Linked DNA regions of Homo sapiens: all the other regions are linked to region 3. The links are chromatin loops, found by intact Hi-C in ENCODE. Cell type or tissue: A673. All regions are shown on one strand. Each heading gives the region's core, and the rest is flanking DNA. Links, peaks and the distances in the headings are about the cores only. Region 1 overlaps SEMA3A (semaphorin 3A). Region 2 overlaps SEMA3A (semaphorin 3A). Region 3 overlaps SEMA3A (semaphorin 3A).

Region 1 (6,064 bases), core at 653-5,652, 94 kb before region 3:
ATAAATAACTTAAATGACTCCCAAAGTCACGTAAGTAATAAATGGAGGACCTGGGATATAAACTGAGGCAGATTAACTTTAGGGCCCATGAAGAGATTCATTAGTTTCTTATTTCATATATCGTAGGGTAAGAGGCTGGATGTTAGGCCCTGTGATAACTACAAACATACATCTATCTGGTCTTGGGGTTCAAAGGTGGAAACACTTAAAATCCCATGGGCAAATGGTAAGGCTATATGAAAAAGACAGCAAATTTGAGGGCCACCAGCTCTATTTGATTTGAGTATGGTAGAGTTTAATATTGGAGAGGTCACTTAGGATTAGATGATAAAGGACTTGACAGGCAGCAGAATCTGGATTCAATTTGCTTGTAAATTGAGAGACATAAATGATTTTTGAACAGGAGAGTATTGTGATAGTAATCAGTGCTGTATTTAGGGAGAAATCTATCAGTTATATCTAAAAAATGTACATATGGCTTAAAGTGTTATGCAACTTATAAAATTAAGCATAATCAATAACTTTATTAAAATAAATTTTAATTAATAAAAAATTGCATCCAGAATTTGTGCTAAGCCTGCAGACACAATTTCTAGGTATAATTATCTAAATTGATATTTGTAAAAATAAATATGAGAAAATATATTCTCATAAGTCAACATTTCCCTCTGTCTCAGTATTCATTTTATAGGGCATCTGAGAATTATATCTTATATAATAGTAGAGTAGATATATGAACACATATTTTATCAACATGGAAAGGCAGGTTATTTTGGAACTTTAAAAAATTTAAATATTATATGACCTTTTGAGATATTGTCATTAATATCTTCCACTGTGAAAGTTCCTGAAATCTTCTATTCTGAAAGTATTTGCATCAAACCTGCATTGAATATTTCATAATATTGTAAACCCATTCCTTTCACTCAGAGTGATTAGGGTATAACAAGTGGCTTTTTTTTTTTTTTCTGGTCAAAACTCTCCATTCCATTAAAATTCAATGGCATTGCTTCCCATCATTCAGCTTGATCTGGGTAAAATCCTTTAATTCCCCAGCCCCTGCTGTTGGGGAGCTCTAGGCTCATCACACTTAACCTCTGCCTGGGCTTCTCAGAATAGAATTTGTTTCACCCCATTCATAGCTTCAATAGTTGAGCAAGCCACACGCAAGTGCACACTGGTCTTTTACCCTGAGCACACTAATCTGATTGTTTTTCCACTCTACAAACTCTGGGTCAACAATCAAGCTGCCGCCAGAAACTAATTAATTTGCAAACAGGCTTCTGTTTTCACAGAGGGAAAGCTTTTGAGAGCCATGTCAGGGAGGCCGGTCACACCATGGTTACATGCATTGTCATGGCATCCACTTCTCTTGGTAAATCTCTTGCTTGATGTCACTGCACACAGGAACCCAGATTACCCAGTCAGCAGTAAATCCCTATTGAGACCCACCAAGCTTTGAATGTAGTGACTCTAGAAGAGGAAATTGGTATAGACAGGCTGTGTATTCATTAAACTGATGGTGAGACAAGAGAGAAAAAAATGTAAAAAACAAGAGGAAAAAGGAAGCTGCCTTTGATATAAAGAATTGTCCAATATATTGTCTCATTTTTTGATCAACTTTCATTTAAAAAGCAGGATTACCTTGAGAAAATATAATAATACTTCTAAATCTTAGATTCCTACTCTCATCAACTGTTAATTTCAAAGTAAGAAATTCAAAATTTTCTGCCTATATGCCACATCTGAGAGTTGTATGTTTTAGCCCAACATTAAAAAAATTCAAATGGAAAATGTGAACAATTTTATTCAGGTCACTTTTCTTAGAAGCCCGGAAAAAATAAAACCAGTTTTCAAATATATTGCCATTAATGAGTTAATTTTTATTCCAAAGCTTTATTCATATTTCCTTATTAGTAATTTCAAAAAACTTGCTAAAAGTCTTTATGTTCCTTAGACAAAAAGTGACAGAGAAAGTATGTCCTTGATAAAGGATATCAAGTGATGGTATATTTTGGTAACTTTTAGTTCTTTATGAAAAAAAGATGTATTTAGTGATTTGATTAAATGTATTATTATTTAGAGAGTAGAATAATTTCATGGTGTATATTTATTGTTTAAAAAGATACATTTATAATGGCTGTGCATTATTTGTTGGGACGAAAATGTTTCTGAGTAATAGATTCTTGAGGAAACAAAACTACTAAGTTGTGTTTAGGTATAGACATAACTATTATTCTAAAGTTTGCATATTTGAATTTTCAGCATAATTTCAAGAAAATACCTTAAGTATTCTCATTTTATTTCTGTGACTTTATACATTGATACTCCAGAATTGCTAGCTAATGCATACACTACTTACTCATAGAATACATAATTCAAACGTTTTAAAATACTGCATTCTTGTTTTCTTCTTTCATTGACTATAAAAACTAAGAGGACCTTTGTTGTTGCTGTTGTTTTAACTGAATGATCACTCAGCTTCTCTAACACTCATCTGCTCAAATAACCATAAAACAGGCTTATAGAGGGCTTTTTCCCCAAAGGTCAGCAAAATACTATAACTTGCTTAAGCCAAAGAAATAATCAAAAATGACATCATCGTTAAGTCTGACTTTATGCAAAACTAGATGATCTGTTTTAGTTATTAAAGAAAATGCAATTGGATACTCTGACGTTTTTTATGTCTCCAAAGATAGTAAGATCGAAATAGTGTATTAAAAGAGCTGTACAAGTGTACAAGTGATTTGAGATTGGGTATCTGGTAACGTGTAATGTTAACTTGCGTATTCATAGTTTATTTGCAGTCATATGTTTCATCACTGGGTCTAGTTTTCTAAAAGCGCATGTTGTGGAGAAATTTGAATCTTAAGAGAGTACGAAATATCCTAGTACATGACCACAGAGGAAGCTACGCTGATTCCAATAAGGGCAGGCCATCAGGGTATGAATATTACAAGTGAGAGGAAGTGAAGTGATGACTTGCATACCATTTCAATTACAGAAAAAGAGCAAGTGAGTTAGTCTATCTACAGGCACGATCCTTTTAGGAAATTCCACTAAAAGAAAACAGGTCTTCCTGAAATGAGTGGGAAGGCGTCACACTCCAGGCATTGTAATTAGGTCTGTTTGTGTTCCCCAGGCCTTGGGATCCATGTGGTTTCATATATTAAACCCGACTCTGGCTGCCCTTTCACCCTGACTCAAATATAATCACTCACAGAGTGAGTCAGGCCAAGCTTCCTAAGCGTGCTCCACCCAACAGAAGTGGGATAAAGGATACTCAGATAATTAGCATTTATTAAGTGCTTACTACATACCAAGAACTTGCTCAGTGTTTTTTATACATTAATATGTGGTCGTTTTTCCACAACAACTATAGGAGATAGGTAGTACCTCTGTTCATTTTATTAATGTAAGGGCCAAAGTAAAGTGAAACCCTGCCTCATTCTAAAGATAGTCTTTCTTCCAAATCATGTATCATCCCACTATTACTCCAAGACATAAACAATATTGGAAAACAGTCTCCATCAAATAAGAAAAATAAATGTGAGCTAGAAAAATAAACTGCTCTAATGAATGGTTAATATGGACAATAACTAGGTAGTAGTATTTTCATACTAAATGTTAAGATATCATTATGATAACAGCAGCATAAACTTATTTGTTTCCTTACTATAAATATACACAGAACAATTTTACTTTATTTCCACATTAAGCTGAAATTGGAATTGAAATTTGAAATCATATAATACTGAGAGAATTTATGTAGTACAAGAAAAAAATACTGGTACATCATGCCAAACCCCTAGCAGTATATTTTCTGAAATAAAACATTGTTATAACATTTAGAAACCCTAAATTAGGGTTTATCGTAACTAATGAAGATGTTTTAAGAACGTTATTACATGTTAAAATGTAAAATACACAACAGACTCCATTGTCTGAAGTTTCTTAATCTGAAAGTGTTATTCATTCCTAAATTTTCCTGCTAAAACTGAATTTAAACATTTATTGGCATTATCATATAAATTTTCTAATTATGAAAGTAGTGAAACTCCATTTTAAAAAATCAAGATATTTCAAGTTACAATTTTAGAGAACTGTTTGGTTGTTTGCTTTTCCTTACCAGGAACAAAAATTAAAAGTCATCTAAAATAGGTGAACTGATTCTTCCAAAAGAGTTGAACTGATTTGAGAAAAATAAAGTCCTATGCTGAAATTAATTTTAATATTCCTGAAGACCTTTAAAAACTACTTTGCAAAGCAATGTGTTAATTCTGGAACACGTATGATTGTATAGTCTATGCTGATGCCTCAAAACTCATTTATTTTATGCATGAATGTGTAAACATTGTTTTCAATTTTATTCTGTAATGGTATTTAATTTCACAAGGCTTGTGATTCAGAGTCCCTTGGTTCTATCCCAAACATATCTGTATCTTCCATCTTGCAGCAGTTCTGTTTTTTGCACCCTGTCAGATGTAACCTTTGTGCTAATTTGGAAAAATCAGTTCTCACGTTTAGTGCTGAGAGACTGATAACTGAATTCTCAAATGAACTACACATTTTCAGAGATGAAGTACAGAGCTGTGGACAATGCCTGTGTTTTCCCACAGTGTAAATTCTTCAGACTCAGCTGTCAACATGTGAGTGTGCAGCATAAAAGCAGCTTTAACTTGATGGGTTTTTTTCTCCAAGGCCATAAAAATGAAATGGATACTATACTCTCCTTTATGTTATTCCATCTTCTAATGAGATTTTGTTTCTCATGGACAGAGAAAGCCTTTATGCCCTTTAGGGTACTTAGTAGATCAAAGTCTTCTTTCTAAATAGAAAAACAAACATTTTCCCTCCCACACAAATATTTCAGTTTGAGAACAAACCAGATAGAAATGTTAAGAGAGTTTTTTTTTCCTACTAATTTTGCCTCTGCACACATCCTAGGTCTAATAATTTATATTGGATATTCTAGAATATTCCCCTGGGTTTTTGGAGTTCTGCACATGCTCTTCTCTTCATCTCAGCACCTTTTCATTTCCCTGGTGAGGCATCACATTTCTCACATGGTCACCCAGGTACCATGAGACCCCGTCTATCCCTGGTGGCAGAGGAACATTTGACTACATGTCTAATCCCCTTTGATTACCACAGTGTTTGTATGCAATCATCAATTATGTTAGGCATCATTAGCATTTTAAAGAATAAAGAAGTTATGCCAAATTTAGAGAAAACTTGGGAGAGCAAGAAATAAGGGAAGCTAAGAGAAGAGATTGAAAAAGAATGGGCTAGTTAATGATAAATACTGCAAGAGACATTGTCAAAGTAGAGATTAATAAAAAGTAATAGAAAATCATTAGTGTCCTTTGGAGGAATAATTTCATGGAAGTAATTATTGGATGAATGCCAGGTTTAAAGTAAAGGTAGTGAAACATTGAGGAAACAAGTCCTAACCAGGCTATGAACTTAGATATATTGGGACTTTGTGGCATACCATGAGAGAACAGTTTTGCATGGGATAAGTAAGATTTCAGCTTGGGGGAAGAAATCAGTGCTGAAAAAGAGATAAAGATAGCAAAGGAAATGTAAATTGGCTAAATTAACCAAAGAACATCAATGCCATTAAAAGCCAAGGCTGAAGGGTCAAACGTGGAGGCAGGGAGCATGCCTTTGTCACTACCACATGGAAAATTATAGGACATTCAGAAATGCTGTCATAGGAGGGAAGAGATGCTGATTGAGGTAATTTGAGGTATGTTTTATGTTTTGAGTAGTCACTTTGAAGTATAGGATCGATCAGAACAAAGGTTGTCACACAACTCATGGTCTCCTGGAATTTCAATGAGGTCTATAGGTAGACCTGTGATTTTTCTCTAATAACTAATGGAAGACAGAAGGAATGAACTAAATTTTGGGGTTCCTGGAATAAGGCAGGAAAACTAAGTGTGGCAGAAGTTCATAGAATGAGATATTCAGGCATCTTACTGAGAACATGACTATAAACCATAAGCCTCTTTCTTATTAATGAATTATGTAAAACCAGGAAAAATTTCATGCTTCATTC
Region 2 (6,064 bases), core at 460-5,459, 160 kb before region 3:
GTGTAATGAATTAATATTTCAAAATATTACATTGCTGGAATGGTGCTGATCATAATTCAATATTTTTCCATGAAACAGATTATGAAAGATTAGCAAATATTTTAGGATTTGATTGAAATATGCTATTTGAAAAAATTTAAGGAGAGTGTTCAATAAATGCACCATACTAATGCAGGGACAGTCGTAACATTTACTCCAGTTTTGTGGTCTCTTTCTTATTTATAGTAAAGATAATCACAGATAGGAAAGTCCCTGGTGAGAAAATTTGCAATCAAAGTGGTTCCGAAACACTGGCTTTATTCATGGTTACCCGTCTCCTGGTAGTAGGATTCCCCAAACAATCCCGTGAGCATTCGTAAATCAAATACCAGCCCATCCAGCTTATGCCAAAGGGGGATCTGAATTTTAGAAAGTAAGTTTTGGAATGTATGCTGGGGTTCTATGTGTGGTAATGTTTTATTAAAATCCATAAACATGAATATTCCACACATAAAATTAGTAAATCAAAGAAAAGTCAACTGATAAATATTAACTACTTTTAGAATAAATGGCATCAAAAAAATTAATAGAATAATTATGTTAAGTGACAATGTTTACATTGTACATTTCAGCCATTTTTAACTATGTTCATTAGCAGTATTGTCATTGATAAGTTCCCCCAGCAGAGGGAAGCATAACCTCATTATTATTTCCATAGTAATATGGCATAATGTTTCAATTATGGAAAGTGGGGCATCACTACAATTTTACTGCATTTTAAGTGAAGGTTGGTTGATGTTTCTGCATTTACTAAGCAACTTTGACATTAAATAGGCTCTGACATATTTTAGGAAGCAAAAAATGAATTTGGTACAAAATGCCCAGTGTAAGGGAATACCCTACTAGTAATTCAGTGTAAAGATATCCACATTATCTTCTGCTTGACTAGGATACCCAATAATGATATATTAGGTTTATATCATGAGCATATAAATGAATCATTTTAAGGCATATTTTAAGACTGTAGTTTTTGCTTTGGTATATTTTAATGTACATTTCCATTCCCTACTCATCTCAGGTTGCTACTATATACAAAATGAAGTACTTAAACATGGCTTCTTTTTGTTAATATAAGAAAGTTGAGCTTTAAACCTTGTAAGCATCTAAAATTTTGAATTTATCATCATAATAAAACATAATTTATGATAATAAAACATAATTCAGTGCCTTGTGTTCTTTAGGATTTTCTTTCTGTAAGATTTTACTTCTCTTCGGCTGCATTTCTTTAAGTATTCTGAGAGATGCATACATTGCATGCATATGCATGAATATGCATTATTATGATTTTAGCCTGGTCTTAGCAGGTTGAAAGATGAAAAATGTGACTTACCATGGTGTAAGTCTGAACAGTGAGTCAGTGGGTCTCCATTTCTTATATCTTGTCGTCTTGTGCGTCTGAAGCAATTACATTTAAAAGGTGTTATTGTATCCTTATTTTTCCCTTCTAGGAATTTGTCATAAGAATGAAGAGAAATAAAATATATATATATATATCATAGACTCTAGTAACTTACAGGAACAGATGAATCTACATCCAACTAAAAGATTTTTTTAAAAAACAGTTCATTATACCTGTAAGAGCAGTCTCCAAGATGATCAAAATGGGAAACAAGATCCAAATGTACTAACAACATGTTAAAAGTCTTTAAAATAGTGATAACAGAGAATTCATGGCTTTTTCACTACCAGATGTCAGTCAGTAACAATCTAATGTCTAGAAACTCAAGGCCTAACTTCTGTGGAAAAAGCACAAAATTTAAAATAATAATCCATTTTTTTCAATAAAGGGTAAATTAAACTTTTTTTCTGATTATTAATGAAGGAATAAGCTTGAAAATTATAATTCACATGAATGTTCTCTTTCTCTAAATGCTTACACATAATTATTTAAATAGACTTTTGCTAAATTTTATAATATTAAGACTAGAAATTCTATTTTTAAGCTAGTTTTAAAATTTCTTTTCTTGGTTATTGTATCAACCTATCCTTTTTTTTTTTCTTTCTTTCTTTTTTTTTTTTTGAGACAGAATCTCGCTCTGTCGCCCAGGCTGAAGTGCAGTGGCGTGATCTCGGCTCACTGCAAGCTCCGCCTCCCGGGTTCATGCCATTCTCCTGCCTCAGCCTCCTGAGTAGCTGGGACTACAGGCAGCCGCCACCATGCCCAGCTAATTTTTTGTATTTTTAATAGAGACGGGATTTCACCGTGTTAGCCAGGATGGTCTCGATCTCCTGACCTTGTGATCCGCCCTCCTCGGCCTCCCAAAGTGCTGGGATTACAGCGTGAGCCACTGCGCCTGGCCATATCAACCTGTTCTTTTTTAAAACAGTTTATTTTATGATCATATGGCTATGATTGCAAACCAATTTACCTGTGAAGTGAATAAAAGCAACAATAAATGTTGAACTTAAGGGCAAGGCCTCCTCTTGCCAGAGGAATGAGAGAGAGAATAAATGAACTTACATTTAAGAGAAAAGCAAAGTTTGCTTATAAAAATCAAACGATTTCTTCTACATTCTACCCCCAGATCACATGTGAGCTGCAGCACGTTGTGGGTATCCTTTTTCTACATTTTGCTAATGGTTGCCTGGGAAGGAGGAGGTAGGCTGTAGTCACTGCGGTGCAACAAAGATGTGAAGTTCCAGGAAGAGGCTAAAAATGGAGACTGGCTATGTGTAACAGACTGGAAAAGATTGGGGGACACTTGCCCAAGTGTTTGCTGCTGCTATTTTAATGGGTATTGTCTTGCTGCAAAATTAGTTACCATCCCTAAAAAGAACTCTCACAAAGGCCGTTGAGAATTGCAAATATGGAATTTGTTACTGTATTCATAAATTTAGAAGTCTAAAGTATTTATAGATTTCTATTTGTAGAATTAGTGAAACTATCAAACAGATGTTGCACATTTCAAAATTGAGCCAACAAGAGAACTTGTGAAACACGAACTACAAAGCATTTGGGAAGGCATTTTTCACTGCCATTTAAGATTTTGAAAAATGCCATCACAAAGAATATATAAATCATGAGGCTTCTAAACATCCTTTTTAAAGACAGCGTGTCACTCATGAAATTGGATTAAGTAAAATCTGTAAGGCATAACAAAAATGTGCTAATGAAAATTCCTTCAATCTTGAATTGTAGGTATACAATAAATACTTTTCAAATATGTAATAACATATAGGTTTTAACTTATAGATGTGTTGATTTTCTTTTTATCTCTTTCCTTATTAAGAAGAGCTTAAAATTCAAATAGATTATTACTAAATTAGGTAATATTATAAACTTTCACATGAAGAAGAAATAATACTCATTTTAGTTCAAACACGAATTCCACTTTTTTTTTTTTTTTTTCGAGACAGAGTCTTGCTTTGTCACCCAGGCTGGAGTGCAGCGATGCAATCTCAGCTCAGTAAAACCTCTGCCTCCTGGGTTCAAGCAATTCTTCTGCCTCAGCCTCCCAAATAGCTGGGATTACAGGCATCCGCCACCACACATGGCTAATTGTTGTATTTTTAGTAGAGATGGGGTTTCACCATGCTGGCCAGGCTGGTCTCAAACTCTTGACATCGTGAGCCGCCTGCCTTGGCCTCCCAAAGTGCTGGGATTACAGGTGTGAGCCACGGTGTCGGGCTGAATTCCACATTTTAAAGTAAGATAATAGCCACCTAGAGTTAAATGTTTTTGAGAAGCATTAACTTTTAATCTTAAAAAATTTAATGTTACTGCTGTAAAGACTGCATATTGCTATTCCTTAAATTACCTACGGTTTCTTTAATGAACAGACATTATCTCCACAATAAGTTTTATTTTAAATTTGAAATTTCGACAAAATGAATGGTTATATAAAAGTAATACGAACATGTTACCTCAATTCTGAATGTTAAAGGTTTAATAATTGTATTTCTTATATGATATAATACTGCGTATACATTTAATATTATTAACAGGATACTGTGTTTTAATCCTTTGGACTACTTATATAACAGACTAAATTGTAGATGATTTTACACTCAGTCAATGTTATCTAAAGTGTGTAATCAAGAGATTTAAGTAGGCATTAGGGCCATTTCTTTGCTCAAATATTTTACCAAATATTCAAACTGATACAAATGTTGTAGGACATACCTCATTAGCTATGAAAATCTACATTCATAGCTTCTTTGAAAAAAATAGCTATAATAAACAATAAAGAAATCAAATTATATTGCTTCTAAAATGCAGAGGTTTCATAAAGCTGGTTCCATTTTATATTTCAATAGGTTGATATACATGCTGTTAATCTTTGGGCTCATATTAACGAGATACTGTATGTTAATTTCATCCACCATTCTCATTTCCTAAACCCTGCTAAATGTTGAAAGAGAAAGACATCCTTCAGTGAGTAGTAAAGGATATGTTTTTGAAAGGGCTATTTTGTCAAATGAAGAAAGAGTTATCTTAGCAACTTTTATTCAAGCATGTCCAAAAAAATACTTTTAAGTATTATCAAGAGTATGTTTAAGAGATATATATGTATATATATGCTGGGCGCAGTGGCACACGACTGTAATCCCTGTAATCCCTCTCAAAGGCCAAGGCATGAGGATCACGAGGTTAGGAGATCGAGACCATCCTGGCCAACATGGTGAAACCCTGTGTCTACTAAAAATACAAAAATTAGCTGGGCATGGTGGTGCACGCCTGTAGTCCCAGCTACTCGGGAGGGTGAGACAGGAGAATCTCTTGAACCTGGGAGGCAGAGGTTGCAGTGAGCCGAGATTGTGCCACTGCACTCCAGCCTGGTGACAGAGTGAGACTCCATCTCAAAAAAAAAAAAAAAAAAAAATATATATATATATATACACACACACACACATATACATATATACACATATACATATAGATATACACATATACATATATATTGCATATGCACAGATAGATATTTTACTACATGGTTTTATGTTTCAAGTTCAGACACTGCAAATGCAAGGTGATGCTATAATAATATAATAACACTTAAATTTTCTTGAAACAAATAGACGTATTTTGTGATGTTAATCAAAATTACATATATCACATATTAAAATGTAATATTTTCAAAACTAGAAATAAATTCTTCTGGACTTTTTATAATTAGGCCCCTGTGTACTACCTAAGACTCTAAAGGAAAATAAATTCCTTTCTCTGATCATTTTCTGTTCATCCAGAGACATAAATTGCCTTATTAAAGTTTAAAAATGAGACAGAATGTTGCTGGATAGAAATAGAAGAACATGTTTGGAAAACAGAGTATTTTGGTCTAAAGGGACAAGACTCAGTCTAGATTCTGTTTATGACTTTCTCTGTGACTTTTTTTCTGATTGTTTTAACTATTTGAAGAGAAGAGAAAAAACAAAACGCAACAATCCCCTCCATCTGCTCCCAAATCTTTTTATTCATTAGAAAAAGTTGATGCACTTATTTGAAGAAAGCTATTTCAAACTTGGAATCAGATAGGATAACTAGCAAACATTTCATTTATTTTGAATATTTTTCCTACCTCTTTGCAGTGGGAAAATAGCGAGAACATGCAGAACCATCCCAAGCACAGTAAGGGTCTCGGGCGAGGCAACACTCAGCACACGCTTTCCCGTAAATATCACACCGGTGTAAAGGGAGCTGGGCAACCCCAGCCGTTGAACCAATATATAGTTGTTGCTGTGGAAAGAGTTTACTGCTGTGACAAAAACTATCTTGTCTTTTAAATCTCTTGTTCTCTTAAAAAAGAGTTTATTTATATATAACTTCTCAGAGATAAATTAAGGGTTTAAAAAAATCATCCCTTTATTGCTAATTTCTTTAAAGGCCTTCTAGACAAGATGGCAGTTTAAAATGGAGCAAGAGCAAGTTCTAAATATTTGACTGAAACAAGTGTCTTTTATTAAGTGTAAAACAAAGGAAAGATGAAGACAGTAATACACCAACCAATGTAATGTTCAAAGCTACAAGTTTTGTTCTTTGCAAGTTTGCTTTTTTACCTTTACTGTATATAATACTCATATACCA
Region 3 (6,064 bases), core at 304-5,303:
AAGTGATTTTTAAAGTTGGCATATCACAATTCTAAAATACATTATAAGTGTATTACCATTTTATATGACTCTATATATAATGAATCAAATTTCTTTATGTTGTGGTCAGATTTTTAGTGTTCAGGTAATGGAAGAAAAGAAAATGTCTTAGGTTTATGCTATACTCTATTAAAAATGTAAATCAGCTTTGAATTTAAAACTGCATTTTATCCCAAAAGCAACCCTCTCCAACCAGAATAAAAGCTTTTAAAAATTCTGTCACTTCTTAAAAATTATCATCAAATCTGCTATTGGTTGTGAGTAGTTGGGGCATACCAGTTCAAAGCCCTCAATGTTAAGAAGTAAAACTAATACAAATAGAAACAGACAGGGATGTATTCCAAAATGAAATTCTACTATTACCTTTATGAAAGCTACTGCATAAAGACCTTTATTCTTCAGATAATTATTATCAGAAATACTGACTGTGATAAAATGGTTCACTTAGACACAACACATATAGACTTAGTAGCACAATTTTCACTAATTTGTCAATCTATGTTTATATCTGTTAAACTGTATAGCTTATAAAAGGCCGGGCGCGGTGGCTCACACCTGTAATCCCAGCACTTTGAGAGGCCAAGGCGGGCGGATCACTTGATCAGGAGATCGAGACCATCCTGGCTAACACGGTGAAACCTCGTCTCTACTAAAAAAAAAAAAAAAAAAAAAAAAAATTAGCCGGGCGTGGTGGCAGGCACCTGTAGTCCCAGCTACTCGGGAGGCTGAGACAGGAGAATGGCGTGAACCTGGGAGGCAGAGTTGCAGTGAGCCAAGATCGCGCCACTGCACTCCAGCCTGGGCGACAGAGCGAGACTCCATCTCAAAAAACAACAACAACAACAACAAAAATATAGCTTATTAATGAAATGAGCCAGAAATACTATAAAGAATAAAGATAGAACTTATATCCTGCTGATGTCTGCATGACCACATTTTTAAAAATCTGATACTTTGATCTCCTAGATCAGGGTTTGGCAAATTTTTTGTTTAAAAGGCCAGATAGTAAATCATTTTTGTAGACCAGTTGATACCCTTTGTAACTATTGAATTCTGCTGTTGTAGCACAAAAACAGACATAGGCAATATGTCAATGAATGGGAGTGCTTGTGTTTCAATAAAACTTTATTTACAAACACTGATAGCATGCCAAATTAGGCATGTGGGTAATGGATAGATGAACTCTTCATTTTCTGGAAATACAGAGAAATATAAATTTATACCTACACACATATAAATAGTTCATGAAGTCAATTATGATGTATTGCTACGATGGTTCAAGTATTTACTTTTATGTAGGAAAAATAGATATGAAAGGGTAAGCTGAAGTTCATATTTCTTATAATGATTACTGCAAATACTGTGGTTTCATCCTTGATATTTTTTGATTTATTGCATCCATTGATTCATTACTGTCATTTTTATTTGCATCAGAAAAGACAAACTATTAATTCAAAACAATTTTCTGTCAGTAATCATGCTTTTAAATAGCTAGAGAATTATCTATAACTTGAGATGCTTCAAAATAACTATAGTGCATATATTAGAATACTGATACCTTTTGAAAATCCTTGATATTAACCAGGTCGAATGAAAATATGTGATCCTTTGCTCCAACATACAGCCTACTCCGTTCCTCATCCAAAAGGAAGGTATGATAACTGGAGCTGTTGGCCAAGCCATTGAAAGTGATCACATTGTTGGATTCCAACATTTCTGCAAGGTAACAAAGCAAAACATTGGGTATTAATGTGAAGCACTATATAAGCATAGACTGTTGGTACATGGTAACCTGACTATATTGACTGCTGTAGTTATCAATCAGTGCTTATTCTTCAGGGTACTAAGAAATATATTGGAACCAAAATGTGTGCATTTTACTTTTTTTTTTTTTTTTTGAGATGGAGTTTTGCTCTTGTTGCCCAGGTTGGAGTACAATGGCGGGATCTCGGTTCACCACAACCTCCCGAGTTCAAGCGATTCTCCCACCTCAGCCTCCCGAGTAGCTGGGATTACAGACATGCACCACTATGCCCGGCTAATTTTTGTGTTTTTAGTAGAGATGGGGTTTCTCCATGTTGGTCAGGCTGGCTTCGAACTCCTGACCTCAAGTGATCCTCCTGCCTCGGCCTCCCAAGGTGCTGGGATTACAGGTGTGAGCCAGTGTGCCCGGCCTGCATTTTATTAAAATGAGAGTTATATTCCTATTTGCTGGTTTCATACTTAATATGGTGCAGTCCTAAAGAAGAGAGGAAGTGAAATAACTTGTCTATACACACTGATCTGGCAGAATTTATTTGCATGTAGTAATGGATTAGACTGATCAATATTGTGTATAAATGTATTTAATTTTACAAAAACTTTTTAAAAGTGGTTTCATTTGTTCCAAGCCATTAGATAGAAGGATAAGCACAGAACCTAACAAAATAGGAATGTGGGGGAAACATCCGGTTTAACCTCTTAGGTTCCTTGAGGCCTCTTTTATTTGAAATATTTTAATATGTCTTTTTGATCATTAAATGATTCACTGTACTGCCTAAATTCTTTCAAGCATTTTGGAGCTGATATATAGAGAGAAACTGAGATGAGGCTTTCATGAAAACATGAATTAAATTAATTTTACCATCTGACTTCAATTTTTCATTTGTTTTTGCTCTCCAGTTTGCTTCTGCTGTGAATAGGCAAATACTAAACAATATACCTATACTTTAGTGACAGGAACACTTTCAGATTAAAAATAACATTAAATATAAGTCCATTTTTGTGCTTGGAAGCTAATTAATTATTGGCTTCTTAAAAATATGTTTTGCTCAATGCACGCACACATGTACACACACACACCCCACCCCCATGGGATAGAATTTTTGAGGATTCTCCAAAACTGTATGTCCTGAATCAGTGCTTTAGATTTTTCGGGTGCACACTTAGTAGGAAATTTTCATCAGCATCCAGAAAAATGTAGAATGCGATGTGCCTTCCGAAGAGAGAAAGCTGCAATGTAGACCTGTCCTCTGTTCCAGCTATTAACATCAGGAAACATATATTAGCCATGTGATTGATTGCCTTGCTTTATCTATTTGTCCTACTGACCTCTTCATTTTATCATTTTATCATCAAAAATATGATTTCAACAGAGGATAAAATTCATACTCTTTAACTTAGCACTAAAGGTCAGGTCACTATCATTTAAATTTAGACCCTATCCCAGTACTTCTCATGTCCTCTATCATGCGGGAAACCATGCACTGTGCTCATTCACTCTTTGGCCTTTGTTGCTATTTTTCCTGACTCCAACAGCTACAGAATAGAGCCACGCTTAAAGCTAGTTCAAATGCAACTGCCAAGAAATTCTCAGAGAGCTTCCTGTTACATTTTGCTTGAATTACTCTTATAACCTGCATCCCACTGTCAATTATTGCAATCTTATCTACCAGAATGAACATTCCCTGCGGAAATATATAATTAATAGCTCATCATGCCTAACTCACATTTTTTTTTCATATTACCTGGTCAACAATGTAAAATGGAATATCTATCTTTTTATATATTTACCTATCCTATAGACAAAAATTGTTAACAAATTGTTAAAAGATATTTTTCTCATTTCTTCATGAGAAATAGTACAATACTAGGCTGGCCTTACTCCCTACCCCACCCCACTCTCCACACACACAAAAAAAAGAAGAAGGGGAGGAAGGAAGGGAGGGAGGGAAGGAGGGAGGGAAGAAGGAAGGAAGGAAGGAAGGAAGGAAGGAAGGAAGGAAGGAAGGAAAAGAGTTTGTATTCATGTGAATCACAGCTGAAATAAATGAGAGCTGTTAGTCTCCAGAGAGGAGGGACAGAAAATCCACTACATAATATCTAAATTGAAATGGCATTTATTGGCTGGACACGGTGGCTCATGCCTGTAATCTCAGCACTTTGGTAGTCCAAGGCGGGTGGATCACGAGGTCAGGAGTTCAAGACCAACCTGGCCAACATGGTGAAACCCTGTCTCTACTAAAAATACAAAAAAATAAGCTGGGCTTGATGGCGGGTGCCTGTAATCCTAGCTACTCGGGAGGCTGAGGCAAGAGAATTGCTTGAACCTGGGAGGTAGAGGTTGCAGTGAGCCGAGATTGCACCACTGCACTCCAGCCTGGGTGACAGAGCAACATTCAGTCTCAAAAAAAAAAAAAAAAAGAAATGGCATTCATTTCATTGGCATCCAAAAGATTACAAATGATCAATGCTATGCTACCCAGAGTCAATAAAAGTCTGAAATTTCAGGCACTCTGAGTTGTGTGAGGATGGAAACGGGCTGCTGCCAGAGGCACGGGCTGTATCACTGGATATGTTCAGGCCCTGATTGAATGGTCATTCAAAGAGATCTGTTTATCAAATGGATACCCTTCATCCTTACTTCCAATTCTAAGATCTGTAATTCTACCTTAGTTTCAGAGAGGCCAAACTTTAAAAAAAAAAAAAAAAAAAAAAGCCACCTCAGCCTAAACCAAAAAAATTACATAGAGATATTAAGCAATGAAAGGGCCATGTAAGAGGTACAAGAATGGATTTTAATTGCAAATGCATAGAAACTACATAAGGGATCTCTAAGCATCAATTGGAAGAAGTTGTAGGAAAATAAATACTATAGCTACAGATTTTGGAGTTATACAGTTATAAGTAAGAACACAAGCCATCACCACAGTACTTATCTTTTAGATGTGCAAACTAGGACAAGTTCCTTAAACTCCCTGGTCCCAAGTTTTATAGAAGATGGGATGAATAATGTATCTTTTAAGAGTTAATGTATCTTTTAAGAGTTACTGAGGTGAAATTAGATAATGCCTATAAAAATACTAGAACAAGCATTTCCTAGTAAGCACTCAATTAAATATTTCCTGTTTGTATAAGTAGAAGTTAAATATTTGTAGGTTGATCTTCTTGACCAGATGTAGCAAATTACAGTCCAGATGGAGTAGACTGAAAACTATATATATTTTTTTTCTTTTTTTTTAACCTATCTTACTAAGTGTCCTAACTTGTAAACATCAGTAATTTTGTATGGTGGAGGGAAAATAAGAATAGCAGTATGTTCTTTGATTTACACTAATATTAAATGTAATGGCATTTTAAGAACAATGAAGTATTCCTTCTTGTTTTCCAGTTTATGTATTCTCAATTCTAAATAATAAAAGGAATGACTTTCTATATCACAGTTCCAAACAATGAAAATATTTTCCCAATTGAAAAATATGTTCCAGGGTGAATTCTGTAAATTAGTTTGGACAGAATTACTGTTTCCTACGTACAGACAACTTACGGAAGTTTTTGGTGGCTTATGTATGAAATCATCATGAAAACAAACCACAGTTTTAAACTGTTACTTCTCAACAGTTTGATTTTTTAAAAAAGACAATACTTTCCTGGCATATGTGTTAGCAGCTGTCTTCCACTGCTTTCAAATGTGCTTAATTTTGTCTCATTATTCCTTTCACTCCAAATCCTTTAGATGTTCTTCTCCAACACGAGATTTTTATATTGCTTTATAACTTAGAGAAGAGTCTTAAAAACTAATGTCAGTGAACAATACAAATTCTGGATTGCTTAGGTTATATCACCACTTTCCAGTGTGAGATTAAATAGAAATTGGGTGAAATTTTATTCAATAGATTAAATAGAAACATGGGTTAAAATCAGACACATTTTTTTTTCCAAATCTAGTTCTCAGATTCTTCAGTATTCTGTTTTCCTTAGTTAAATGCATGACTTTGATTTTCCTAGATGTAGAGACAATTAGCTGCCTCCAATATTAAATAACTTTGAATGTACTCCTTCAGAATTTTAAGTCTTTCTTTCGTTTCAGTTATGTATCTTACAATGACATAAACTGCTATGGGAACTATAGTAAAATTCAGTAATGTGAAATGTGTGTTATTCTTCCACCTTCTTACATCTTGCCTATGCTCATATTCAGTTAAACAACAATTGTTGTTTTTAAAAAACAAGCTAAGTTTCTATAAAATTAATTTGACTATGGTGA

The links. Hi-C counts contacts between places; a loop is a spot of excess contacts. Peaks named below come from ENCODE experiments on the same cell type or tissue, not always from the same donor. Only the 100,000 strongest peaks of a DNase experiment are listed, where the experiment ranks them.
Region 1: a loop joins it to region 3, with 2.2 times the contacts of the local background. A loop is called at or near these places in 2 of 110 quality-filtered maps.
Region 2: a loop joins it to region 3, with 7 times the contacts of the local background. A loop is called at or near these places in 2 of 110 quality-filtered maps.

What each region holds. Positions count from the first base shown.
Region 1 is chr7:84,039,270-84,045,333 of GRCh38, forward strand. The region is part of intron 6 of SEMA3A (semaphorin 3A); the gene reads right to left. Among named protein-coding and RNA genes, the nearest start is that of SEMA3A, 150 kb to the right of the region's middle. In A673, for the core only: no CTCF peak of the experiment used is centred there; DNase peaks (open chromatin) are centred at 1,412, 2,582 and 3,042; H3K4me3 peaks cover 604 bases; H3K27ac peaks cover 4,013 bases.
Region 2 is chr7:83,975,763-83,981,826 of GRCh38, forward strand. It overlaps SEMA3A (semaphorin 3A), which reads right to left. Exons shown (of 17, transcript NM_006080.3): 14 at 5,559-5,716; 15 at 1,370-1,434. Among named protein-coding and RNA genes, the nearest start is that of SEMA3A, 220 kb to the right of the region's middle. In A673, for the core only: a CTCF peak has its summit at 666 (motif pointing right); a DNase peak (open chromatin) is centred at 689; H3K27ac peaks cover 880 bases.
Region 3 is chr7:84,133,197-84,139,260 of GRCh38, forward strand. It overlaps SEMA3A (semaphorin 3A), which reads right to left. Exons shown (of 17, transcript NM_006080.3): 2 at 1,598-1,755. Among named protein-coding and RNA genes, the nearest start is that of SEMA3A, 59 kb to the right of the region's middle. In A673, for the core only: no CTCF peak of the experiment used is centred there; DNase peaks (open chromatin) are centred at 3,375, 3,835, 4,335 and 4,835; H3K27ac peaks cover 4,418 bases.